4 separate regions of the Homo sapiens genome follow, and regions 2, 3 and 4 are each linked to region 1. The links are chromatin contacts, found by Hi-C or POLR2A ChIA-PET in ENCODE. All regions are on one chromosome and are shown on one strand. Each heading gives the region's core, a stretch centred on a gene start or an enhancer-like site at or near the end of the contact. The rest is flanking DNA. Distances are from core to core; before and after follow the strand shown.

What was found. A loop is a pair of places that touch in the nucleus more often than their neighbours do. ChIA-PET counts read pairs that join two places held with the same protein, here RNA polymerase II (POLR2A). Pooled maps may share reads with other maps.
Region 2: a loop to region 1 is called in a map of spleen, with 3 times the contacts of the local background. The contact joins the enhancer-like site here to the promoter of KALRN in region 1. A Hi-C loop is called at or near these places in 6 of 168 maps with a recorded cell type or tissue (Caco-2, cardiac septum, heart left ventricle and 3 more), 1 of 37 single-sample maps with no recorded cell type and 11 of 50 pooled maps. POLR2A ChIA-PET finds 5 or more read pairs at or near these places in 3 of 52 experiments (A673, AG04449 and activated CD4-positive, alpha-beta T cell).
Region 3: a loop to region 1 is called in a pooled map, with 2.3 times the contacts of the local background. The contact joins the enhancer-like site here to the promoter of KALRN in region 1. A Hi-C loop is called at or near these places in 2 of 50 pooled maps. POLR2A ChIA-PET finds 5 or more read pairs at or near these places in 3 of 52 experiments (GM12878, Panc1 and SK-N-SH).
Region 4: a loop to region 1 is called in a pooled map, with 4 times the contacts of the local background. The contact joins the promoter of MYLK here to the promoter of KALRN in region 1. A Hi-C loop is called at or near these places in 5 of 50 pooled maps. POLR2A ChIA-PET finds 5 or more read pairs at or near these places in 2 of 52 experiments (BJ and WTC11).

The regions. Positions count from the first base shown.
Region 1 is chr3:124,029,627-124,036,405 of GRCh38, reverse strand. KALRN (kalirin RhoGEF kinase) reads right to left here and starts at 3,037. Exons shown (of 60, transcript NM_001388419.1): 1 at 2,593-3,037. The coding sequence starts at 2,665. RefSeq lists a silencer at 3,062-3,521.
Region 2 is chr3:124,245,133-124,251,911 of GRCh38, reverse strand. The region is part of intron 3 of KALRN (kalirin RhoGEF kinase); the gene reads right to left. Among named protein-coding and RNA genes, the nearest start is that of MIR5002, 120 kb to the right of the region's middle. RefSeq lists an enhancer at 2,876-4,075. Within about 2 kb of position 3,056, at least 20 of the 41 ENCODE cell types and tissues checked have a DNase peak (open chromatin) inside an H3K27ac peak, as active enhancers do; they include heart left ventricle, psoas muscle and spleen, where a contact is called at or near this core.
Region 3 is chr3:124,198,785-124,205,563 of GRCh38, reverse strand. The region is part of intron 1 of KALRN (kalirin RhoGEF kinase); the gene reads right to left. Among named protein-coding and RNA genes, the nearest start is that of MIR5002, 69 kb to the right of the region's middle. Within about 2 kb of position 2,648, at least 7 of the 41 ENCODE cell types and tissues checked have a DNase peak (open chromatin) inside an H3K27ac peak, as active enhancers do.
Region 4 is chr3:123,881,943-123,888,721 of GRCh38, reverse strand. It overlaps MYLK (myosin light chain kinase), which reads left to right and starts at 4,390. Exons shown (of 34, transcript NM_053025.4): 1 at 4,390-4,516. It also overlaps a transcript of CCDC14 not described here. RefSeq lists a silencer at 4,351-4,510.

The sequences.
Region 1 (6,779 bases), core at 1,788-4,287:
AAAAGAATAAGATCATGCCCTTTGCAGCAACATGGATGGAGGTGGAGGCTGTTATCTTAAGCAAACTAACGCAGGAACAAAAAACCAAATACTTCATGTTCTCACTTATAAGTGAGAGTTAAACAATGAAAACACATGGACACAAAGAGAGGAATAACAAACACCGGAGCCTACTTGAGGGTGGAAGGTGGGAGGACAGAGAAAATCAGAAAAAATACCTATCAGGTACTATGCTTATTACCAAGGTGATGAAATAATCTGTATACGAAACCCCTGTGACACACAGTTTATCTATATAACCCATACATGTACCCCTGAACCTAAAATAAAAATTAACAACAAAAAATAAAAATAAAAAGAAGAAGAAGAATCCCCAGCAAGAGCCTAGGCTAGAGACCAGAAGTGTGGTGACAGTCAGTGAGCCAAGCATAGAGGGCCACACAGGGTGGATGTAGTCCTTGACCTACCCCCTCTTGCAACATGTTACAGGTCATCAGTCATTTCCAGCCTCATGCACCAATGACTTAACCTTTCTCTGATACTAAGTGCACATCAGACTTAGCTCAGCCACTGGGCTGCCCAAGGAGGAGGGAGAATATCCCCAACATAGGAATCCCACAGGAGACTGACCCCAGTCTGCTATTTATTCTGTGATTTGAGCCAGGGTTAGATAATGTGTGCCACACCTTGTGTTTTGAAAGGCCCTGGGAAAAGTAACACATTGGACTATTATTGGCCATTAACACTGTGTGAATTTATTATCAGAAATAAGCAAGCCTCCAGGAACTGAGCTCTGCTACGGGTGCCTGGAACAGAAAATGAACAGGACCTAGTGTTTGGATGATAGGAAAGGGGAAAGAGGAGTGGGCACCAAAAGGTAAAAGTGGAGTCCAGAAAGGGAAGGTGGGAAGGCTCACACTTCAAGATTTTTCCCTCAGAGCTAAGAAAATGCAGACTTTTGCCCCAGTTGGGAGGCAAGGGGGGTCAGCTGGGTTTTTGATTGACTGGTCAATTTGTTTCTAGTCCCAGTTATGAATTCCCATATCTCCCCTCCTCTGCCTCATAATGAGTATTTCTGAATATCACTTAGCCCCCAGAACCACCTTTTCCCTAGATTCCACCTCTTTAGAATCCATGCTTTTGGGTGCTGGGCTGTGTGTGTATGAGAGAGAGAGAGAGAAGAAAGAAAATAGAATCCATGTCTCGGAAGAGGAAGGAGGGAAGGAAGGAGGAAGAAAGAAAAGGAAAGAAGGCTTAGACCTGGGAAGCAGAATAGAATGACAGGGCTCCCTCTGATTTCCCCAGACCCTGGCACCAGCTCCTGTCCTCCAGTTTTTTCCTCTGCACATCAACTAGAGAATGAACATATGAGCCAATCAAGTCTTGACTTCCAAAGCCACAAGTCTCCCCCGCAAAGCACCCCACCCCCTTCCCTAGAGATGACCTCCAGGGCAAGGTAACAGGGTTAGGAAACAGATGGATGTGCAGAGACCCTCCAGAGCTAACCTGACCCCTGACCCCCACCAGTTCATGTCCTCTAATCCAACTTTCCAGAAGGGAGAGCAGATGCATGGGGCCCCGGTAACTTACTGGACTCCTTGGGACAAAGATTCCAGACAAAACTGTTTCAGACATGTGGGGAGATGGGGAGCTACACACAGAAGCTGGTGGAAGCCACAGGTACAGGGAGACGGGGAATCCCTGGCCATCAGAGAAACAGGGCCACAGGTGGTGGAAGATAAGGGTGGTCAGTGCCGGTTCTAGGGAGGGACTGTGTAGCCAGGGAGCAGGAGGAGCAATGGACCCGGGACTTGGACGATGGCAGGGGCGCAAAGAGCTAGAAAGACATCTCAGGGCTCTACACCTCACAGCAAGCAGAGACTTAGTGGGTGTGTATGAGAGGGACGCTAACTCACACTTCCAGGAATGAGTAATTCTTATGAATAGCTCCTCCGTTCCCAGAACTGAAGAGGAGGACAAGGGGGAGGTCCGAGGCGCCCACCGCCCTCCCAGCTGGGTCTGCCTCTCAAGTCAGAGGGACCAGCTCCCCACACGCACCAGGCGAGACCGATGTCTTCCGCCCCACTCCTGTCAGTCTGCAGCCGGCGCGGCTCCGGGTCCCCGCCGCCCCTCTGTGCACATCAGGGCCCCGGGCCCCCGACGGCGAGGAGGGGTGCCGACCCAGGGCGGCCGCCGGGAGCCCCGCTGACAGGCACAGGGGAGGGGGAGCCAAGGGAGGGGCCGGGACGCCGGTAGCCGGAGCGGCGCGCTGCAAAGTGAGCCAACACCGCCCATCCCCGCGCTCTGGGAGAAGGCGGTCCGAGGGGACCGCCTCCCACCTCCCCAACACAGACTCCCGCAACTGGGGTGAAGGCGGAGGGGCGCGGAGTTCCCAGCCCCCACGCCCTCCCCAGACGCAGCCAGCACTGCCATAACAACCAGAATCTCGGCAACTCCAGCCCCGACGCCGAGGGGGCACTGCCCCCCAACACGCACGCGGCAGCAACAGCCCTCCTTCCCCAAACTTGTCCGAGACGCCGCGTCCGAGGCAGTAGCCTTCAGCCCTGGCCCCCCGCGCCCTGCCCGGCTTACCTGTCCGGAAAAAGGCGTCCACGTCCGAGTCTGCTGCTCCTCCTTCCTCCGCTGCTCCCTCAGGGGGGTTCATGACTGTGGGAGGGCGTCCGCGGGCAGCCGGGAGCCGAAGAAGCCTGGGGCCGAGGGCTGCTCGGCGCCCGGTGGGCGGAGGGCGCGGGGCGCAGCTGCTGCGGCCGCAGAGCTGGCGGCCGCGGAGCTTCGAGGGCGGGCGTTGGGCGGCGGGGCTGGGGCAGAGGACGCTGAGCCTCCCTCAGGCGGAGGCGCGCGGCGGGCTGGGGGTGCCTGCCGCCAGCTCCCCCATGGTACCCCTTCCCCAGGGCGCTGGCCGCCTGCTGTCTGGCTGGGGCCGGGGCCCGGGGCCGGGGTGCGGGCTGCCTGGGCGCCCGCTGTCCCCCAGCAGCGGCAGCTGGCTCTCCTGCTCGCCCGTCTGCCTGTCTCTATTGTTCAGCCCTGCTCCGCTCTCTCCTCTTTATTTTTCCTCCTCCCTCCCACCCTCCCTGTCTCCCTACCTCCTCCCTCCCTCGCTCACTCGCTCACTCGCTACCTCCCTCCTTCGCTCGCTCGCTCTCTAGCTCCCCCTCTGGCTCCCGCCGCCGCCGCCGCCGCAGCAGCCGCCTCCCCAGCTCCTCCCCCGGCTCCCGCTCCCTCAGTCCCGGCCAACAATGACCCCGGGAGCGCCGAGCTGAATTGAAGCTCCGGCCGGGGCCGAGGGCTCGCTGCGGGCCCCCGGCGGCGCCTACGCCCCCAGTCCCAGCGGCCCCGCGCCGGCCTCCCGGGGAGCGGAGCCCGAGTCCCGAGCTATTGTTCGAGGCTGTGCTAGGCCGGCTTCCTGAGCTCCGCAGGAAAAGCCCGGGCCAGGGAGGGGGCGGGGCCGCCGGGCGAGCCCGGGGCTGCAGGGCACACGCCAGGCTTGTCCAGGGGGCTCTGCGGCCCGGGCGCTGCGCGCTCAGCTTCTCCGCTCGCGCCGCCGGTGCTCCTCCCGGCCCCGCGGCCACCTCCTCCGTCCACTCCACTCCCAGGTGTGTGAGGGGACCACCAGGCTGCCCGCCCGCCTTCTCTGGATCTTCAGATCGGTCTCCAAGCTGGACTGACCTGTCCCTAGAGGCCGGCCTTTCTTCCCCTCCTTCCTGACGAGCTCTCTTCTGTCTCCCTGCCCTCCTGAGCCTCTCACATTTTCCTCACCAGCTCGCCACAGTTTCTCTCCTTTTTATCTTTTCTCGTCCTTTTCCCCTTTTCAGCGCCCCTTTAAACATCTCCGCCTGTCTCTGTGACTCTTTGTCCAGTTTAATGCTCCTGTGATGTCTCCCTGCCTATCTCTCCCTCCCTCCGTCACTCTCTTGTCCCTCGTTTGTCTCTGTCCTGCCTCCGTACTTGGCCCGTATCTCCGCGCTCCTCTTGGACAGCTGTCAAAACTCTCTAATCCCTGGGGCCTTCTCGGTTTTGTTCTCCCTCATGTGAATGGAGAGATCCAGTTGGCCAGGAGGAAGGAGGTGTTACAGCAAGCTGAATTTCAATTAAAGTGGGGAGAGGGGCTGGGGAGGAATGGGGATGGCTGCAAAAAAGAAAACAGATGCTGTATGGGGTAATTAATGCGGTGATTGTATTGTGCCCATCAGTTTTTAAGCAATAATTAAACAATAATTAGCCAGTAGTGTGTTTATGGTTCTAGTGACTACAGAGCCCACCAAACAGAGGGTCTTTAAGACCTGAGTACTTAATAAGGTCTGCTGAGCGCTGTTCGCTGTTGCCTCATCCAGACAGATGGAGAAGTGGTGGCCTGACCTAATGTGTTAAAACACGCCTAATAGGAAAACCAGGTACTGGTCTGAAGTTAATGACTGCAACCCATCAGACAGAATCTCCTGGATCTGTTTGTCTCTAGTAACCTGTTTGGTTCCACCTCTCTCTGGGGGCCAAGGCAACTGGGGCCTATGCAGATCCACCAACTGTGTAAACTTGTAGCAAATAAAATGAATTAAATTAGTTTTTAGTGAACACTTTCTGGCTCCCTGTACGCATCACGTTCTTCACTGACACAAACAGTCTAATTTTTTTTCACCCATTAAAAAAAAGTACCTGTTTCCAACCTTGGATACACCTATCAGACCTGTCTCCAACCTTGAGTACATCTATCAGACCTCTGTAGTGACTCTGACATCACAAGTTCACTGCCCTGAGATCTAATTCATCTGGCCCTAGTATCTTGAACTGGCTTAAGATGCCCCTTTGCCTATGCCTTTTCTGACAATGAAAATACTTCTCATTTGTCTTTTCAAAATCTTCCTTCCCCTTAATCCTTTGCCTAACCCCTGGTCTGCTCCCCTACCCCCGCACACACATATGTGATGGCAGAGCTGCTATTAATTAATTGCCACCATTGTGCAGCTAAAGAACCAGTGGCCTGGCAAGGCATTAGCTCATCACAATTCAGAAGAAACATTACATGTTTAGAGGAAGGGTCATATCAAAATCTCAAGATATAGACAAGAAAGGGGGAACACCTTATGTAATGACACAAACTTTTTTTGAGAGGAAATTTGGCAACTTCTATTAAAATGTTAAGTGTTCATGGCTATATTAATATCAAAGAAGACTTCAAAGCAAAGAATATTACCAGGGATAAAGAGGAACATTTCAATTCATCAAGCAGACGTAACAATCCTAAGAGTGTTTGCACCTAATAAGATAGCTTCAAAGTACATGAAGCAAAACTGATAGGATTGCAAGGAGAAATATAAAAATTTATAATTATAGTCAGATAATTTAATATCTGTAAAATGCAGTAATTAATAGAATAAGGAGACAGATCATCAGTAAAGATATGGAAGACTTGAACAATGTTATCAACCAACCTAACCTAACTGACATTTATAGAATATTCCACTCCATAACAGCAGATACACATTTTTTCAAATGCACAGGTAGCATTTGTCAAGATAAACCATACACTAAGCCATAAAACAAATCTCAATAAATTTAAAAGGATTAAAATCATGCAAAGAGGTACATAAATTATACCTAAGTTGGTTTTTAAAAAAAAATCAGAGTATGTTCTCTGACCACAATAGAATTAAACTAGAAATCAATAACAAAAAGAATCTAGAAAAACCTCCCAAATATTTGGAAAGTAAATAACACACTTCTAAATAACACATGAGCTACTAAGAATTCAAAGGATGGGCTGGGCACCATGGCTCATGCCTATAATTCTAACACTTTGTGAGGCTGAGGCCAGGGGATCACCTGAGGCCAGGAGTTCAAGACCAGACTGACCAACAGGGCAAAACCCATCTCTACTAAAAATACAAAAATTAGCCGGACATGGTAGCGTTTGCCTGCAATCCCAGCTACTCTGGTGGCTGAGGCATGAGAATCACTTGAACCCAGGAAGCAGAGGTTGCAGTGAGCCAAGATTGTGCCACTGCACTTTAGCCTGGGTGACACAGTGAGACTTTGTCCCCTGCCACCCCCACCAAAAAAAGAATTAAAAGGGGGATATTAGAAAGAATCTCAAAGTGAATAAAAATGAAAACACATTACATAAAAATCTGTGGGATGCAGCTAAGGCAGTCTAAATCTGTGGGATGCAGCTGAAGCAGAAAGACATTTATAGTGCTAAATACCTATTTTGAAAATAAAGATCTCCCATCAATAAGCTCCTATTCTACTGTAAGAGCAAACGAAATCAAAGTGGAAGAACAGAAATAAAAAAGATCAGAGCAGAAGGCAATAAAATAGCAGGAAAACAAAAGAAAAAAATCAATGAAACTAAAGTGGGTTCTTTAAGATCAATAAAATAAAAAAACCTCCACCCAGACTGATCAGAAAATAAGAGAAAAATCTCAAATTACTGCTAGCAGGAATGACAGAGGTAACATCACTACAAATTCTATAAATGTAAAAATAATAATAAGGGAATATTATGAACAACTTTATGCCAACAAATTTGACAACTTTCATAAGATGGACACAAACTACTAAAGTTCACTCAAGGAGAAATTGCTAACTTAAATAGCTATTTATCTACTATAGAAATTAAATTTGTAGCTTAAAAGCTTTCCCCACACACACCCACACACAAAACAACTCAAGATTCACATGGGTTTTTTGGTAAATTTATGAAACATTTAAGGAAGAAATAATATCAATTCCACAAAAACTCTTCCAGAAAAGTGAAAAGGAGG
Region 2 (6,779 bases), core at 1,807-4,306, 220 kb before region 1:
TTGCAAACACCTGGAACAGGGATGTGGTGGTTTCTCTTTTTCTCTTCCAGGCAGAGTGTGGTAAAGTATTCAATAGCACAGACTCAGGTCCCAGGGTCACACCCAACATTCCCAGGTATAGCCATAAAGTGACAGGTCCAGAGGCCTAAAATCACTCAGCGGGATCTCTGCATCCAAATCCCAACTTGTCTTCAATGCTGCCTTTAAACAAAATATTCTACAAATCAAGTCCTCTCAAAAAGAACAAAGACAGTGGCTCACGCCTGTAATCCCAGCACTTTGGAAGGCTGCAACAGGCGACTTGCTTGAGCTCAGGGGTTCGAGACCAGCCTGGGCAAGATGTTGGAACCACGTCTCTACAAAAAAATACCAAAAGTAGCTGGGCAAGGTGGCGCATGCCTGTAGTCCCAGCTACTAGGGAGGCTGAGGTGGGAGGATAGCTTGAGCCCAGAAGGTGGAGGTGGCAGTAAGCCAAATTGCACTACTGCACTCCAGTCTGGGCAACAGAGCCAGACCCTGTCTCAAAAAAAAAGAAAAAAAGAAAAAAAAAAAAAAAGCAAAGACTTGCCATGCCACGCCGCAAACAGTCAAAAGAGCATCCCACAGCTGAAGGGAGCTCCCAAAGAGAGCTCCGGGAATGGCGGGGGTGACAGCAGGATCAGGCAAATGCACGCAGTCTTCCAAAGGATGTACACCTTGGAGGGACCAGCATGAGGCAGCTGCATAAACCCTGATGGGTTTGTCAATCAGTAAGGTCATTTTACAGCCTTACAGGCTCTGAAACACAACTCCTGTTCACCAAAGGAAGAGACCCACTTTCTGAATCAGAGTGGCTTGGGAGCACAGCATTTGTTTGGAAGGAGCTACTCTTAGCCAAGAGAAGACATGAAAACTGTGAAAGCACAAGAACCATTGCTCCTAGAGTCTGGTCTAGCTGGCTAGGGAGAGAAGGTGGCAAAGGGGTGGGTTCAGATGGGAGTGGGATGGAAACTGACATCCATTTCAGGACAGCAGCTTCCTGCCCTATTTCCCACCCTCCCTCACAGAGCTGTTCATCCCTTCCTTCTGGGCCATTCAGAACATGCAGCAGAAATGAAATGGAAACCAAAGCACTACAGGGAAAGAAAGAACTGGAAACCAAAACCCACATAGCCCTCCCATTTTCCGCAGCCCTCCTCAGACAACCCCCAAGGTACTCTCTTCTGGCCTTCTCTACCCTCTCCTTCTTTCCCGCTCCCCACTCCCCTTAGTCAGGCTATATGAAAAACAATTCATCTTTTAACTTTAAAAAATATCATTATGATCATAGCACATATATCTGTGACAAAGACTGTGACCTGTCTAAGCACAGTGCCTCAGCCACCCCACTGTAAGACACAAGGAGCCTTTCTAAAACGTGGAGTAAGAGAAGAGAGCTGAGGGGACTCAAGAGAAATGGCAACAGTGCAGCCATGGGCTGCCTCCCACTCAGGTGCTGCACCCGACCTGTCCAGGAGACAGAGCAGCAACTCTCCCAGGCTTGGCCTACTACCATGCCATCACCACTCCTCATTCTCTTGTCACACCCCCACCTCTCCCTGCCCTCTCACAGGAACCCCCACACACTCTCCAGCTGGGCTCTGGTTTCCTGGCAGGCCAGGTGGAATCCTCATTAATAAACCACATGTTTCCTCCAGGAAACAGTCCTTGCTGTGGCTTGCACACACCTCCTCTCCTTCCCTCCTCCTCTTTCTCCTTAAGTAGCAGTCACATTCTTGAAAGCCCAGTGCTCTTTGCCTGCAGCACGCAGACACATGCACAACCATCCCCACCAACACACAATGCAACACGCCACACAAAGCCACCCCCCCCAGGCCATGCCCACTGGGTTTTACCAACCAGTGCAGGAGCTCTATTTCCTGCAGGGCAGGCGGCTGTTACCCTCTAGCTAGCCTGCCTTCCCTCTGACACACAGCCAGGGTTGCCCTGGCAGAGGGGACTGATGAGATCCCCATGGTTTACATGGAGGAAAAACCTTGTGATGGCTCAGACACTAGTGGGAACCTGGGAATTACAAGGGAGGTCAAAGAGCTGGAGTCGGGGAGCCCTGTGGGAGGTGAAGGCTTGCATGTTTGGATCTTGAAATGGAACAGGGAGGACCAAGGGCTCCAGGTCTTTGCTCCAAATCAGAATAAACTAGGCTGCCCCCATGCATAACTAGCTCAGAAGCTCAGGAAGCTCACATATAGGGTGGAAGAATCCCTCCACATATGACTTCATAGAGGCCCTTATCCTGTGCATGCTGCTCTAGGCACCCTGCTGTCCCACAGGCAGGGTCTATGTTAGGGGGCAGTGTATGTATGATTGCAGCAAGCTCAGGACTGGTACCCTAGCCAGCTGGAGGACCCTGAGCCCATGACTGGACCCCTTTAGACAGCATTCTACTCTTTTTAAAAGAAAGAGTTGGCCTGGCAGACCTCTACAGCTTCTTCCTGCCTTTAAGCTCCAGAATTCCAATTCATCTATTTCCTTTACAATCCAGGTCAGATTTTTACCACCAGTAAATTATGTCTGATTACGTCCATTTAACTGACATGCTTGTGTGGCTGCTGCCTTGGAAGCTTTCAGTTTTTGTCTTCTCCTGTGGATTCTGAAACCTTAACCAGACCACAAACCTCCTGAAGGCAAGAACTGGGTCCCTCCCCCATTCCCCACCCCATTAATCTGCAAATTCAGCCAAGAGATCATTTGACCATTCCCTCTGAGTTTGTGTGTATGTAAGAACTAAACAAGTGTCCTGTGTATCCACAGAATTAAATCTGAACCAATGTGCAATCTTCCCAATGCAGCACTCCTTCATAGTCAGAGCTGCAAGAGGGTGAGGAATGGTCTTGCTTTCCTCCAAGTTCAAAACAGGGAGTTTCTCTTCAGCCAATGAGGGTGAAGCCTGAATTTCCTGCAAAGGAAAACAGCTTATGGTCTGGAGATCCAGGACATTCTCTTCCTGTGTAGGGAACCAGGGTGGAGTGCATCACAGGACAAGGTTCAGACCTTGTCTCAGGCACCAGGCCAAAACCTGGCACATGCATTACTAGCGATGGAAACAGATAAAATTCCAGCTCCGGACAGAACAGTCTGGGAGATGCAAGGGAGAAAAATGTACTGATTTTAGAGTTTTTTAGTAGCTCTCAAAACCAAGGCTGGTCCTCACTTGACCTAGAACAAATGGGAAATGCAGAGAGGAAGGAGGCTCTGAGAGAAAAGGAAAGAGGGGCCAGGGCCATCAGGACACATGCTTGAATTACGTCAGTAAATTATCCGAAAAACATTCATCCTTGCTGAGTCACCATGGCTGACAAAGTGCTCCCATCTAAGTTCCAGGAGAAATGGGGCTGGCTGTCATACTTGCTTAATTTAGAAACAAGAATATAGCTCCTTGGTGAGACTGAGTCCACTGCTAGTTCCCTCGCAGGTACATCCATGCTCCGTCCCCTGGCAGAAGGCTCTGCCCCACTCTGCCACAGTGCCAGTCCACCCACCTCTGGCCTGGGTAACCCCCTGTGGTCACAGCCCCGGACAGAGGAAAGAGAACCTCCTGAAGGAAACCTCAGTCTGGCCTCAGGTACTTCATGTCTGAAATAGAGATCCCGGCATTGGCCCTAAGGAGTATGGGGGGGGTGAAGCCCTCTCCTTTTTCCTTGGGGAGCCTCCAGTCTAATTGAATTCAGCCAGTTTGCAAGGTGGTGCTCCACACCCTCAGGGGCAAGAAACAAAACCAACCATTCCAACCTGCAAGAGGTTCACCACCTATCAGAGAGAAAGTTGTGTGGTTTCTCTCAGGACACTCAGATCTCATAGAAGGGATGGGACTCACCCCCATTATATGAGTTTTCCAGATTCAAAAATCTTTAAATGCTGTTCAAATCACTTGTTTTGTTTAGGTAATGCTGGACTTTTGAGAACAAAATTCTGAATAAATCTTTTTTTCTAAAGCAATCTAAGAAAACATGAGATGGGGTGGAGAAGGCGAGGGGGAGACTTTTTTTTTTCAATACAAGTGACAGAGGCAAACTGGTACAGAAATCTTCTGCAACTGATGAGTGCCTACACCCAAGCTAAATTCTCTGCAACAGAAACCCTAGATAGTTTTGTTTTTCTTGTACTCATCTTCCATGTTGAGAGAAAGAAAATATTGTCTGGAAAGGAAGGTCTGAAAAGACAAATTATCTTCAATGTTTTATCTTCAATGTTTGTGGCTGATGAAAAAGGTCAGGGGGACAGTGGGAGCTCCAAGAGATAAGTTCGCTTGGGGCACTGCAACTTCAGATCTACCAAAGATGAAGGCAAAACCAACAGGAATGTTTTTTGTTAGTGTTTTAGTTTTTTTAAATTTGATTTTATTTTAAAAAGAATTATTATAGAAACACCACACTATTTATATCCCCAAAATAGCATTATTATAAAATTCCCAGTTTCAACATAGCAGGTGAAACATTTTCACAAACATTATTTTATCTATCATTTACTACAGTTCTTTGAGAAAGATTGTATCAAACTCACTTGTAGTTGAAGAAGAGTAATCCTTGCTTATTGGTTGCTTAAATTTCAGTGTTTCAATAAAATTTTAAACAGTAAAGCTTGGAAAATCCCAGATTTAATGAGGAGAGAACCAGAATAGAACCATTGGAGCCTCTGACAAAACCCATCTATGTCTTCTTGGGCAACTGAGCTCAGGTACTCTACCACTTGGTGGCAGCACACCTAAACTGCCAGAAGAGTGTACAATAAAGGCAGTCTCTACAAAACTGAAGTGTCGTAACATAGAGTGTCCGTATCAAATATATGCCTGAAAACATACTCAACCCCAAACATCAGTGAAGGGCACATAATCAGACTTAACCAATGATAAGTAAAGAGAGAAATAGAAAACACAGTGAAAATGATATGTAATGGGGGAAAGAGAAACAGCCCCAAATCTGGATCCCCATAACTGAAAAACACATCCTTTTCCCCAGATGCTAGGCTGTCTCTCCAGCATCTATATTCAGGGAACTCTCTTATTTTCAATATTCCAGCCAAATGAATCCCAGCTAAATTTAACTCATCCTGATTACCTACCACAAACTCCAGAAACACCTGAATGCATTGGATCTTATTTCACCTGACATTGAAGTTGACCTAATCAAGGTGACACCAGACACTTCAGCTTCCTAATCAGCCTGCTCTTGGTGAGCCATAGACAACAGTAGCCTAAAAGAGAAATTAAATGACCACATCTAGGCTTTCCAGGCTCATTCAACATTGCTGCCCAGAAAGGCCTTTCTCCATAAAAGGCAGATAAGGACACCAGTTCTGATAAACACAAAAGAGGTTAACCACTTTAAGCCATGCCAGAACTGACTACACAACCAGCCAAGGAGCTGAAACACATCCAGAGGCAAAACTAAAGAATCACCAAGGGCAAAAAAAAACAAGCAAGCCCTTTTTAGATTTCATATCAGATCCTAACTTTAATGTGCGCTCCCTGTTAAGGGGCCATATTAGTTTAGGAAAGTAAAAGGAATCCTTGCCTGGGAGGCCCTGCAGAGCAGGCCCTGTGACCAATCCCTTTAGTCTTTCCAAAGTCAGGATAAGGTTTAGGTACACAATATATGGCCCTAAGTTAGGGTCATTGATGATGGTGATAAGAATGTTTGCACAATGGTGCCTGGGCAATGGTGAGCAAATAAATTTAGGGAAATGCAAAGAATAGGAAATCTCATTGGAAAACAGTACGGAGGTTTCTCAAAAAGTAAAAATAAAACTACCATATGATCCAGCGATCCCATGTCTAGGTATATGGCCAAAAGAAAGGAAATCATAATGGAGTACTAGTCAGCCAATAAAAAGAATGAGATCTTGTCATTTGCATGACCATGGATGGAACTGAAGGACATTATGTTAAGTGAAATAAGCCAGGCACAGAAAGACAAACATTGCAAGTCATACTGGGAGTATAAATTGATAAATTTGGAAATAAATTTGGTGAGTTGTCCCACCAGCTTTAAAAAAAGGTTCATAAAATAAGTAATCTGATTAAAACATGGGCAAAAGATCCGAATAGACATTTCTCAAAAGAAGATATACAAAATGGCCAACAGGTACATGAAAAACATACTCAACATCACTAATCATCAGTGAAATGCAACTCAAAACCATATAAGATATCATCTCACCTCATTTAGAATGGCTACTAAAAAAAAACAAAAAACAACAACAATGACAAAAAAAAACAGAAAATAACAGATGCTGAGGTGGATGCAGAAAAAGGGAAACACTCATACACTGTTGGTGGGAATGTAAGTTAGTACAGCAACTACAGAAAACAGTACAGAGGTTTCTCAAAAAAATAAATATAAAATTACCGTATGATCCAGCAATCCCACTGCTGGGTATGTAGCCAAAAGAAAGGAAATCTGTGTATCAAAAAGATACCTGCACTCCCATGTTTACTGCAGCACTATTCACAATAGCCAAGACATGGAATCAACCTTACTGTCCATCAACAGATGAATGGATAAAGAAAATGTGATATAAATACACAACGGAGTACTCTTCAGCCATAAAAAGAATGAAATCTTATCATTTGCAGCAACATGGATGGAACTGAAGGACATTATGTTCAGTGAAATAAGCCAGGTACAGAAAGGCAAATATTGTGTGTTCTCACTCATATGTGGGAGCTAGAAAAAAACAACTCACACAGGTAGTAAATACAATGATGATTACCAGACGCTGGGAAGAGAAGGGAGAAGGAACAA
Region 3 (6,779 bases), core at 1,399-3,898, 170 kb before region 1:
TTGCTTCATACCATATGCCAGGCCCATTATAGTAACTGCCTCATTAAATCCTCTCATATTATTTCATGAGATAGATATTATTGTCTGCATTTCATAGATGTGAAAACTGAGGCTCATAGAAGTCAAATGATTTGCCCAAGGTCACACGACTGTCAAGTAGGAGCTGCGAGAGCGATTTTCATTTGTGTAAAATATCACACCTGATTGGAGTGCTCCCTAAAACAGTTATCTACACCTGGTGGTGTGCTAGAGCCTGCTTGTTCTGGTTTCTGAGAACTAATTGTAATTTTCAGAATTTTTGCCAGCTCGTTGTTAAACAGGTTGGTAGCTTGAAATCTGCTATGATAGGAGTATTTACACAATAGAAATCAGCAAATGTTACAAACACCACAACCAGGGCTTTTATTCTTCCCTGGAAACATTGCCAGCACGTCACTGACTATGCCTTCCTATTTGGACCAGTATGGCAAGGCAACACTATGTCCTGACGCTGTTTTGTTGGAATTTCAGGACCAATAATAAGGAAATAATTCCTGGATTGCAGACTTTGCAAACAAAAACTTGAAACAGTAAAAGCAAATGTTACAAAGACACAAGGGAATGAGGAAGAAGTATGTCTCCCTTAACACAGCTCAACCTTCTGACAGTTCCATGAGGAGTTCTCCTAATAAGCTGATAAGAAATAATTTGGAAAGAAAATACTAGTTTTAGGTGGGGAGGCAGTTAAATTCTGGAGCAGTGCGGAGGACAGCTTTGGAAAGAAAGACCTTAGAGATTTAGTTTTTAAACTAAGAGATGGGGGAGGCATCACAGGTCCCTTGAGGTAAATTCTAAAACAGGGATTATTTTAAAAAAAGAAAAACGTGCAGTTAGCACATTAATGCAGCAGCACAGATAATCCAAAGCTGAAGATAAAATCACATGATGAATTCCAAAGCCAAAGATAAATGACTGGAATTTTTTTCTTTGATCTACACAACATTTAACTTCTTGAATCAAAGTGCATCTTAATTAGATGAGTATGCACCAATCCAATATCTGGAGAAAGGAGCATAGAAGCTTATGGAGTGGTTACAGGCAGTAAGCCTGCATTCATTTCTTTTTCTTTTAAAGTAAACACTCCACATGTGGAGAATAATCCCCATGTGAAAAATAAAGAAATTAGTGTTTTAATTTGTAGCCCACAGCAGTTTGTTCCTAAACCTGGCTGATCATCCCATTTGGTTTAGAAGATTTTTAAAAGTAGAAAATTTGGTATCTACATTTATATTTAGATTCAATGAGTCTAAAGAATTGTGTTTGCCAGAGCTGAACAGACTCATAAAAGCATAATGAACAGACTCATAAAAGCATAAGAGCAAAACAATAATTGTGGCAATTAAAGGGTCCTATGAAGAAACCTATGTAAGGTTGACTGGCCAGAGAACAGAAAAATACTTAGAACAGAGATCTACAGGGGATTCCCATTTTTGAAGAGGTTGCAATTACAGTGGCCCTTCAGTATACACAGAAGTTTGGTTCCAGGACCTCCGCGTATACCAAAACCCAAGAATACATACTCATGTCCTGCAGTTGAGGACCCTATGGAACTCACATATTTGAAAAGACAGCCCTCCATATACAAGAGCTTCACATCCTGCAAATATTGTATTTTCAATTTGCATTTGGTTGAAAAAATCCATGTATAAGTGGACCCACGCAATTCAAACCCGTGTTGCTCACATAGATCTAGCAGGACTCTGAGTGTAAGGTAGAAAGGCTAATTGCCATTTGTTAGCTACCTTTGGAGGGCAATTACTTAATGTCTCTGAGTCTCAGAATCCTCAACTGTAAAATGGGAAGACTCCTGAATTGGTAGGTTACTGGAAGACAGAAAGCACCTATCACAATTCCTGGCATAGAGGAGGTCAGTGTTAGTTATTGCCCTATTATTATTATTTTTCTTTATCACTCGGCTTTGGGAACATTATTCCAAGCAATACGTATAAAGCCATGGAAGCTGCTGCCTGGGTCCCTCCAACCTCTCTCTTCCAGCAGCAGCCCATGGCAGGCTCCAGCAGTCCCCTGAGGACAATAGAAGATGCTAATCACAGCACCAGTAGTCAGAAAACAAGATATCAGCTTTAGCCTGGCTCTGCCCTCAACTCACTACATGACCTGAAACCCAGCCTCCTGGTTCCCTTGGTCTTAATTTCCATCCCCACCAAATGGGCACAATCAAATAGAACCTGTCTTGGTCAGAAGTGCTAATGAAGAGCCCAGGAGAATGGGTTAATGAGAAGGCTGACTCTCAGCTCAGGGATAACGAGCCAGACTATCACTGTCCCTGGGAGCTTTCCCTCCCTGGTCAGGGAGAATGTTGGCACCCCAAACTGCTGCACTGAGTTTCAGCTAATTGGAAGCTTGATGACCGATGACACCAGGTTTCTGGGAAACAAATGATCTCTCTATCCTCAAAGTTCTGCAGTGAGGAGGAAGGAGGAGTGGGAACTTCCCCAGAGTACTGCAACCAAGGTTCCTGGGGGCAGCACATAAAACATTAATGGAACTTGAGCAACCACCAGAACTGTCAGGGAGGAAAGGAAACAAGAAAGCTGCGAGTGGAGAGTGCTGACGGCCCAGCCTGCCAGCTGGCACGACACACTGCAAATGAGATGCAGACAGCCAGAAGGGCAGCAGGATAGCCTCAGAGGACCACAGCAGCATTGAGAGCTCCAGAGACTCTAGAAGATTCTCAGGAATTAAGGGAATCACATTTTGTACTCTCCAGAGGGGAAGAGGTGTGTCTTGAAGAAAAGGTGATGAAGCAAAAGTATGGTGGAAGGGCCCCCATTGTATCTGTTGTAAGAAATAATCACAGAAGGGACAAGCAAATACCACAAATGGAGCAGGCAGGCTGGAAGGGTGGATAGAGAGCCCCACAGAAGGTGAAGGAAAAGAGACCAGGAGGAGGAGGAGGAGGGAGGGTTCAAAGAAAATTAGGTTACCCGACTTCTCATTAAAAAACTAGGGTAGGCTGCACGGTGGCTCAAACCTGTAATCCCAGCACTTTGGGAGGCCTAGCCAGGCAGATCACTTGAGCCCATGAGTTTGAGACCAGCCTGGGCAATGTGGTGAAACACCCATTTCTACAAAGAATACAAAAATTAGCTGGGCATGGTGGCACGCACCTATAGTCCCAGCTACTTGGGAGGGTGAGGTGGGAAAATCGCTTGAGCCTGGGAGGTTGAGGCTGCAGTGACCTGTGATCGCACCACTGCAATCCAGCCTTGGTGACACAGTGAGACCCAGTCTCAAAAAAACAAAACAAACAAAAAAACTAAAGTGAAGTGGCTGCCACTTCTCTACACAAAGAGGGAACTTTCCAGATCTTCATGCTGATGTTTTTCCTAATGTAAAATTTCCAAATCACTTCCATGTAGATGAAACATGCCAAGCACATAAAATTTCATACTTGCAACCTGAGCTAGCTCTGAAGCTGCTGTGCTTTCCCCTGCAAGTGAAGGGAGGTAGGAGACAGGAAGAAGTGGGACTGATTAGATGTGACAAGAAGTGCTTCCCACTCCGCCCCAGCATCTGGCCCAGCCTGGCCCCATCACAGGGCTCCAGCTGGCCCCAGACTGCTGAGTGCATGAGCCTCGTTTTCAGCAGCTGCTGGTCAGGGCTCCAAGGGCCAAACCTAGCTAGAGACATAGATGTGGCCCAAGTAAAAGCCACTTCTCCCCCAAGACAGGAACCACTCCCTTAGCTGCATTTATAGACTTAATTTATAAGTCCTCAAAAGTTAAACATTCTCAAAAAGCAAACACTCCCAGGTCTATCACTTGTTTATGCTCAGTGTCCTCCATTAGATTAGGAGCACCCAGGGGGAGGTCTACACATCTGCCTTCCCACAAGGAGCTCTAGGAGGATGGAGATCACATCCATCAACCTGTACAGACCACAGCATAGCCACCATACACCAAGACTTTATAAATGTTTTTTGACGAGAACAGCATTTTAAATCCTTTTTTTTTCCAAAGGATTCTATTTCAGGAAGGGAAAATTTCTGAATACTAGTGATGTTTTCTTATTTCCTAAAAAAGAAAACACACACAAAGCTCCAGTCCTCCAGGGGAAGTGCCAAGACACTGGAGTGACCAGGAGCTAAGCCAGATGGAGTCAAGGACAGCCATTGTTCCTCCTGCAAGGAAGGGATGGCCTGCACCATGCAGCATCTCCACCAGCTTCTGAGCCCAAGTTCAGCCGGGACTTCCCAGACTTCAGAATCCTACATTAGGATTTGGCAGAGAGTCACGGAAAGCTCTACCATAATGGCTTAAACAAGTAAGGTGCTTATTTGTCTTAAGTAAGAGGTTGGACCTGGCATTCCAGAGCTGCCTCAATGGTGGCTGTTGTCTTATACGTGGCCTTTGTCTCTTGGTCACAAGATGGCTGCAGAATCTCCTGGCATCATATCCCCATTCTAGGGAGGAAGGAGGGTGAAAAGCAAATAGCTTTTTCTTTGGATGGCTTTACCTTTATTTAGGAAGAGAAGATCACCCATTGGCTTGTGCCTGTATATCAATAGTCAAAATTGTGTCACATCTTCCTTAGTGCCAAGGGAAGCTGGGAAGTTAAGTATTTCACTCTCTATCCTTGATAATAAAGGAAGGAAAGAGGTTTTTGGAATAGATATTAAGTACACTAACCTGCATTATCTATGCCATACATACGGATTCACAAATCAAAAGGACACTTACACCACCCTCCCAAGAGGGATGGTGTAGGGTGGCTCTTAATTTCTGCTCTCTCAATGTGAAAAGCTGTGAAAAAAATATACCCCAGACTTAGAAAAGCCTCTCAGGCTCCCAGATGTAACCCCTCCCATGTAACATGCTGAGTCACTTTTGCATGCATTCTCTCATGCATTGTTCACCACAATTCTCTAAGGCATGAACTACAGAATGAAAGTTTCTGTCCCCCTGCCCCAAATTTATATGTTGAAATTCTAAGTACGACGTGATGGTATTTAAAGATAGGCCTTTGGGAGATAATTAGGTCCTAAGGGCAAAGCCCTCATGAATGGGACTAGTGTTCTTTAAAAAAGACCCCAGAGAGCCCATTTGCCCCTGCTGCCATGACACACAGAAGGCATTATTCATGAGGAACATGCCCTCGCCAGACACTGAATCTGCAGGCACCTTGATCCTGGATTTCCCAGCCTTCAGAACTATGAGAAATAAAGGTTTGTTGTTTGTAAGCCACCCAGTTTATGGTATTTTGTTATAACAGCCCAAATGAACTAAGACAGCAGAGACGATTTATTCCACATTTATAAGTTGAGGGAGAGGCTCAGAAAGAAGTTACTTACCAAATATTCCACGGCTTACTAGTGGTAGCACCAGGTTAGGAACCCAGTTTTCTACTGTCAACCCAGTACTTTTTTCATTACACCACTGACCATCTTCTCACACTGCATACCTGAGTTTTGCAGCCACTGCTGCAGCCACCCACCTTCCTGTTTATGATGCTAGTTTCCCATTTCAAAATTTAGACATATGCAGAAGAGGATCGGTCATGGGGAATCTGGCAAATACCAGAGAAGGTTGAAAAACCTTTTCAGGAACCTCTTACTCTTGCCAAAAGAACATGCATCTTGGTAGGATGCTCTATCAAAACTCACCCACAAGAGGTACTAAAAAACCAAATCCAATAATAGATGATGCCTTCCAGTGGCCATCTTGTCTATCTTGCCTCACTCCACCCACCTCAAACAGCTGAAACAGATCTTGACATTCTCTAAAGCTTCTACAATTACCCATCTGATGTGTGTTGCTGTACAGGCTCATATTGCTCAGGCTAGCCACATACCCCTCCAATGGAGCACTTAGATCGCTGCATGGTAATTGCCCGGCCACTGTTCTGACTTCTGCACAAGATCCTTTACTCTTTAAGAAAAAAGGATTGCATCTAATTCAGTATTATTTTCTCAGCATTTAGCATGGTGATTGGCATATGTAACTTCTTAATAAAAATTATTTGAATAAATGAATGCAAAACATCAATCCTTCTTGTTACATTTCTTTTTTCCCTCTCCAGAGTATAAAAGGAAACTAGCTTGTCACTCTCCTGTGGGTGCCCAATTTAGGACTCCACAGATCCCAGGGAGGACAAAATGTGGGCTGTTCAACACAAATCCAGAAACTCTTTAGGATGCAAGAGTCCAAGGAGCCAGAGGTCTAAGGCATTGGGAAAGATCTTTCTGCATTTCTGGGGTGGTGTGGAGTGTGTGAGAAGTTGAGGAGAATGGGCTCTGGAGCCCTGGCAGGGAGAATTCTTGGTGCAAATAAAGCAGAGGAAAGGGAAATGGGAAGAAGCCTAGACTGGAAGCAGCAAGAGTGAATGTCAGGCATGCACTGCAGTATCAATGCTCCAACCTGTGTCTCCCACTCAGGAACTCAGTTCAGCAGTGAAACAGGCAGCCTGGCCTCGGCTTCAAAGTCTCCCTATCTCTAGCCTTTCAGGCCTTTCCTTAGCCTCCTTAGGTCTGCAGCATGCCTTACTTTGATCCCTGGTACCTGTCCCATCCTTGCTCCTGACTCTCTCCTAGCACTGACCGATCACACAATCTGGGCCTCTGGCTTCCTGGTACTTCCAGATTCTGGCTGAGGCCCCATGATCCATTCCCAGCCTCTGCTCTGGATCCCTCATTCCTGCCCAGTATAGTCCGCAGCCACTGTTGATGGAAGAAAACAATGCAGGAGCCAAAGGAGCTTCTAGAGCAGCGATTCCTAACC
Region 4 (6,779 bases), core at 3,141-5,640, 150 kb after region 1:
AGTGTATGGCACTTCCCCCTGCATTCTCTCTTTCTCCTGCCACTATATGAAGAAAGCACTTGGTTCCCCTTCACCTTCTGCTATGATTGTAAGTTTCCTGAGGCTCCCTAGTCATCCTTCCTGTTAAGCCTGAGGAACTGTCAGTCAATTAAATCTCTTTTCTTCATAAATTACCCAGTTTCAGGTAGCTCTTTATAGCAGTGTGAAAACTGACTAATGCAAGTTGAAAGAAAAAGAAGAGCCAGATAAAAGTGAGTGAGGGAAACAGAGCCAGGAAATCTTAGAAGTCCAGCCACCATATATATTTTTTGACACTACTCAGAAACAACAAACGGGAAAGCTTTGTGAAGTTTGAAAAACTGTCTGGACCAAATCTCCTTTTAAAAGTTCAAGAAAACAAAATTCATGTAAAAATGATCAACAAAAAAAATACTAAGGTCAACTCTCATATAGCTACTACAACAAAGTGAATAAAGATCATAATAACCTCCAGAAAGATATTCTCAAAAAAATTAAAGCTATAATGTCCTAGAAAAGCTAATACACACTGAGTGACATGAAACATGAAAGAACAACATACATCAGAATTAGAGAAACTCAGAAATTAGAACAGAACTCACAGAAGAATTAAACGTTTTATTTTTTATTTTTTTTTGGAATTAAACATTTTAAAAAGCATTTGAGAAATAAAGATTGACCTATAAGGAACACAAGAACACATAAATATAACTAATAAAAACTTAAAAGAAAATAAGGTAAAAAGGAGGGAAATTTATAAACTTAAAAACAAATGAAGAAAGAAATTAAAAAGATTTAAGGGAAAGTGACAAATGTTGAAGATAGACAAAAAAGGTTCAATATGCAGATAATAGAAGTCTCCAGAGAAGCAGTCTAAAGCAATCCAAAACAGAACAAATATTTAAGACTTTAATTGAAGAAAATTTTCCTGAAATTAACAAAATATATGTATTTGAAACCACATTTTGAAAGAAATACACACTGTTTACTTTCAAACTAGAATGACCAACAAACATTCTAATAAAATTACTGGATTTGAAAGAAAAAGATAAAGTTATTTGGGCATCTAGGCAAAGTGAGAAGGTGCCGTCTACAAACCAGAAAGAGGGCTCTCAACAGATACTGAATCTGTTGGAGCCTTGATCTTGGACTTCCCAGCCCCCAGAACTATAAGAAATAATGTTTCTTGTTTATAAGCCACTTATTTTGTGTTTTTTTTTTTTGTTGTTGTTGTTATAGCAACCCAGCTGGACCAAGACACCAAGTAGTTTGAATCCAACAAAATTGACCTTCAAGTAAAATGGCATGAACAAACTGTAAGCAACATGCAAGAACTCAGAGCATATTCTTTCCATGAGCCCTTCCTAAGGAATCTAGTAGAGGACAAGCTTTCAGACAACCAAAATGACTAAAGATACATAAACATAAGGAACTAATGGTAAGCATTAAATATATATTTGAACTTTAATTAGGATTAGAATTGTAGAACTGTAAAATTAAGACTAAATTAGGGTTAAATAGGAAGATTATGGTATAGATGGCTATAGAAGCTGATAATTTAGATAGAGTATAACTATAAAAGATGGATAGCATATGCAAAAAAAACTGTTTTCAAGAATCAAAACTGATGATGGTAGTATTAATATTGTTATTCTGAGATTATTATTATATGTTTAATGCAAACTAAAGCAAATTAGTAAATTGGGATATTCTAATTTCATCCTCCCTTTTGTCCTTGAGAACCAGAATTCTCTACATGAAAGAAAAGAGGTCCTAATGTAATATATGTTAAGTAAAAACTACAGTCCTGAAATTAAATTGGAAATAATATAAACTGATGAAAATATTATGAAGAATAATATTTCTCTAGAATATAAAAAAATGAAGTATTCTTTAGTAGCTCTGTCTATTGAAAAGGCCTAGAAACAGTTACCAACCTAGTAACAATGAATACTCCTAGTGCTCATATTGTTATCTTAAAATTTCAACAAAAGAAACTAGAGCTTCTGGCCAGGCGGGGTGGCTCATGCCTGTAATCCCAGCACTTTGGGAGGCCGAGGTGGGCAGATCACGAGGTCAAGAGATTGAGACTATCCTGGCCAACATGATGAAACCCCGTCTCTACTAAAAATACAAAAATTAGCTGGGTGTGGTGGCACGTGCCTATAATCCCACCTATTCAGGAGGCTGAGGCAGGAGAATCCCTTGAACCAGGGATGTGGAGGTTGCAGTGAGCCGAGATCGTGCCACTGCACTCTAGCCTGGTGACAGAGTGAGACTCCATCTGAAAGAAAAGAAAGAAAGAAAGAAGGAAAGAAGGAAAGAAGGAAAGAAAGAAAGAAAAAAAGAAAGAAAAAGAGAGAGAGAAGGAAGGAAGGAAAGAAAAAACAAAAAAACTAGAGCTTCTTGGAGAAATGGCTGATTCCAGGTTTGAGGCAGCAAATGTACAGATGTGCCTGGAACATCTTGTCATATCAGATAGCAAGGAAGCTATCAAAGACTTCTAGGGTCTTTGAAGCTCTTTGCACACTAGTGAGAGAGAGAGAGAGAGAAAAAAAAAAAGACTACTAGAATCTTATCAAAAGGAGCCAGGAGCCATATTGAAGAAGCTCCTACTGGCCAAAGATGGGACAATTTGAGCTCTAATATCGTAGATGGAAACCTATCAAATATATTTAAATTCATGAATTTATAATGATATTAAAGAAATCTAAGAATGACAGAGAATCAATTCCTTAACTTGAAAACTGGGTAATTTTTTTAAAAAAAAGCAGGTATTCATCGTGCCTTTCCTATCTCAGGGTAATCAAATAGTAGATGAGAGGAAGCATCTCCTTATCCACTTATGAACTAATAAATGAAAACAAAATTATTAGAATACCATGATTTTGCAAACTTCAATTAATTAATGAATCTAGGAATTGAGCATCGACGGCTGTTAACCTCAAAAAAGAGCAAACACCAGACATCATGATCATGTACCTCTTGAAGAAAAGAACACACAACCATCTATAATCTTACAAAAGACATCAAACTTCAGTCTGAGGAAGACCCTGGATCAGCTGCCAACTTGCTGTCAATACAGAGGACAGAGAAACATGCTGAATTGCCTCATGAATGTGCAACCCCCAGACTCTGGAAAACCTCACAGATCAAGGGCTTAAGTTATTTAACAAATAATTGTAAGGAAAAGACTGAAAAGGCAAATCAAATTAAAAAAAAAAAGAGTGGGGGGAGGGGTAAGGTGCACCCTTGGAAGATACCAAGAAAAACAAAAGCAGCAGAAGTGACTACATGAAAGTCAGGTTAGTGGTTACTTTTGGGAGGAGGGAGAAAGGGGGTTGTCATTGAGGTAGGGCACATGGAGAGGCTCCTGGGGTGGCTGGCAGAGTTCTATTTCTTGATCCAGGTGGTGATTACAAGGATGTTCCCTTTATAATAATTCACTAGTCTATATATCTATATATTTGTTTTTTGTGGTTTTCTGTATTTATGTTTTATTTTACAATTAAAAAATTTTTAAAAACACTCCTTAACCTGCAGTAAACAGTTTTTTTAAAAAAAACAAAAGAAGGTCCAAGTGAAGAGATCAGAAGCTATAAAATATTTCATATTGGGTGCAAACTAAATATAAAGCAAGCCAAAACCAGAAACACCTCCTCCCCCTCCCCTCCCCCCCCTCCCCTTTCCCCTTTTTTAATTTAAAGAACTTTGTAGGTATCTTCCAAACCAATGAGAGATTCTTAACACACACAAAGGGAGGATGTCAGAGGAACCATGGGGCTGAGTTGCACCACTGGAGGATGTCTGAAAAAAACTACATAGACAACCTTCCAGCACTAAAACTTTAGCCCCATGGTTCCGCTGACATCTTCATTTTACAGATTAGAAAACTGAGGCCCAGAGGCAGCCAGTGTCTCATGCACGCTCACGAAGCTAGCATCAGACCCCGACCTAAGGCCTAGGTCTCCCAGTGTAGGACTAAGACACGCACCAAGACAGTACCAGCCCGCTGACCGCCGCCTGCGAGGAGTTAACTGGGGCGGTGCAGGATAAGTGCGAGGGGGGCCCGGGTCTGGCGCTAGGTTTGGCTGCGGATTCTCCGCTCCGGACTCCGAGGCAGAAGGCGGGTGGGCGTGGCGGGAAGGGCAGCAGGTCCACTCCCCGAGCGCTATGCAAATGTCATGCAAATCAGTGCATGGGGGCTGGAGCGGGTGGTTTGAGTCCTGACCCCGTAGCGCCGCGCTCTCACTCGCTCTCCTCAGCGCGCGTCCGCTCTCCGCTCTCCCACTTGCTCTCTCTCTCGCCGGTTCGCTCACCCCCGCCCCGCCCCGCCCCGCCCCGCCCTGCCCAGTCCCGGACGCGCCTCGCGGGCTCCCCGCGCCGCCCGGTCGGCAGCAGGGCGCTGAGCGAGCTCGGAGCCCGCGCTGTGCGCCTGCGGCCGGGGCGCCCCGCCGAGCGCCGGTGCCCCGGCTCCCGGGCCGCCTTCGCCGCGCGGGTGAGTGAGCCCGCCCCATGCTTTTGTCCAGGCGCGGGCCCTGGAAGTCAAGGCTCCGAGGGTGGGAGTTCTGGGTGGGGGCTGGGACCCCCACCGTCTGTGCCTCCCGACTCCCCTAATGGAGAGGGGCCCCGGGGTGCGGCGAGGAGTCAGGGGCGTAAGGAGACGACCCCAGTGACGCCAGGCTGCACGAGTTTTCTTTTGGGGAGATGAAGTGCTTGGGGACACTGATGCGATTGCCTTTCTAGGAATCATCCGAAGGGGGTGCCTTTGATTTGAGGGGCGGAGGAGAAGCGGACCCTTCTCCCAGCTCCCAGACCCTCGCTAGAGGACTCGGTGACGGCCTCTGGGAAGGGGGTGCCACGTGAAGGTCCTTCCAGCCCAAATGTGATTCCGGGAAGGTAGGGCGGGGAAGGCGGCCCGCGAGTGCCAGACCTGGCCATCCCAGGCGAAGCTGGGGCGCGGGCTTTGCAGACTTGTTCCTACTCCATACTCCTCATTTAAGCTCCTTACCTCGCTCTGCCTCCTTCGCGTTAACTGGGGTCCCATTGTTGAGGGACCTTGTTCGCCGATGATTGCAGTTGGAAAGTTTTGGATAAACTTCTCAGGAGATGTGAGTTGTCAATGGTTGAGGTAGACCCCTCCCTGGAACTTATGGAACTAAAACCCTTCAAGACCCAAAGGACTGAATTTCTAGGAGTGGCATTGCAGATGTGAAGATGGGCTGATGGGGAAATGGTTTCAAGGATATATATTTTTTTTAGATTGGGGTGTGTGTGTTGGGGTGCGGGGCACTTTCTATTTCGTAGCCAGAAGGAGAAGACCCAGCTCTACTAGAGTCTAGAGGGAGTAAAATTAGCTGTTGTGATTCAGGGAGCTGGGTGGGTGTAGGGAAACACCTGGGCAGTGGGCATGATGCCAGACCTCAGGCCGTTGGTTTTTACCATCCCTCCTCTCCCCAAGTGCAAAGACCAGAGTATATGCAATGACCCGCCCACCCCACAGCCTTTGAGAGCCTGCCCTGGAGCTGCATCCCCCTTCCAAGAGAGGCTGTGTTCTTCTCCACCTGAATGGAATACTTTTTGTCAAAATGCACTTATCAATAAATTATTTCCAGATGGTGGGCTTAGGAGGACCATTTGGGGAACCCCGCCCACACTTCAAAGAATCAGGAATCAACAATGCAAGTCTCTGGGAGAAGTGTAGGTGCATCTGGTGACTTTACTAGGTTCCTACAAGGCATTTAGGGTTCTAATAGAACTGTTTTCTTTTCTCTTAAATTCTTGACCTCCTTCTCTCTTCCGTGATTCTCTTAGTCTCTTCCCCGCCTGCACACTGTGGGACTGTGGAGGATGATGCTGCTGGCACCACAGTGCTCTAGGGCAGCATGGAATTTTCCTTCCTGCCCAGAGTGAGGTTACCCCTTTTTCTCCCACTCTCAGTGGGCCAGGAGCCTTGGGTCTGGGAGGAACCTGAGCAGTTGGTCCTGGGTCCGGAGTGGTTGGACTCTGGATGCTGGATTGGGTAGCGGGTACTCTGGGGACATGCACAAGAGCTTTTTTTGCCAAGATGTGCAGGTCTGTCTCATTGTTCACTGATGATACAAAGGATGCTGGACCTCATTTGCAGCTAAGCATGAGCTTGGAGAACCACCCCACAGTGGGGAAGCATTTATGCTGGTTTATCTCCCATGTTCAGTTTCTTTTGTGTAATAACTGGCTAGCTGAGGAGGAGGGTAGCTGCAGCATTGTAGATGTTTCCTTGTCTTATTTTTATTTTTATTTTTTATTTTGAGACAGGGTCTGGCTCTGTTGCCCAGGCTGGAGTACAGTGGCGTGATCTCAGCTCACTGCAACCTTGACCTACCAGGCTCAAGGAATCCTCCACCTCAGCCTCCTGAGTAGCAGGGACTACAGGTGTGTGCCACCACACCTGGCTAGTTTTTTGGATTTTTTGTAGAGATGGGGTCCTACCATGTTGTCCATACTAGTCTAATGGGCTCAAGTGATCGCCCACCTCTGCCTCCCAAAGTGCTGGGTTACAGGCATGAGCCACTGCACCCAGCCAGAGTAGTTGCTGTTTGTGTGAGGTTTGCTCACCCCTTCATCAGGGGCTGCTTCCCCAGGGGCCAGATCTTAGAAAACATATGCAGAGCAGACTAGGCCTTGGAACATTCCTAGGCTAACTGGTAAGGCCAGGTGGCCCCACCTGCTGCCTGAAAATGGTAGACAGACAGCTACAGTCACTGCAGAGGAGGGGCTCC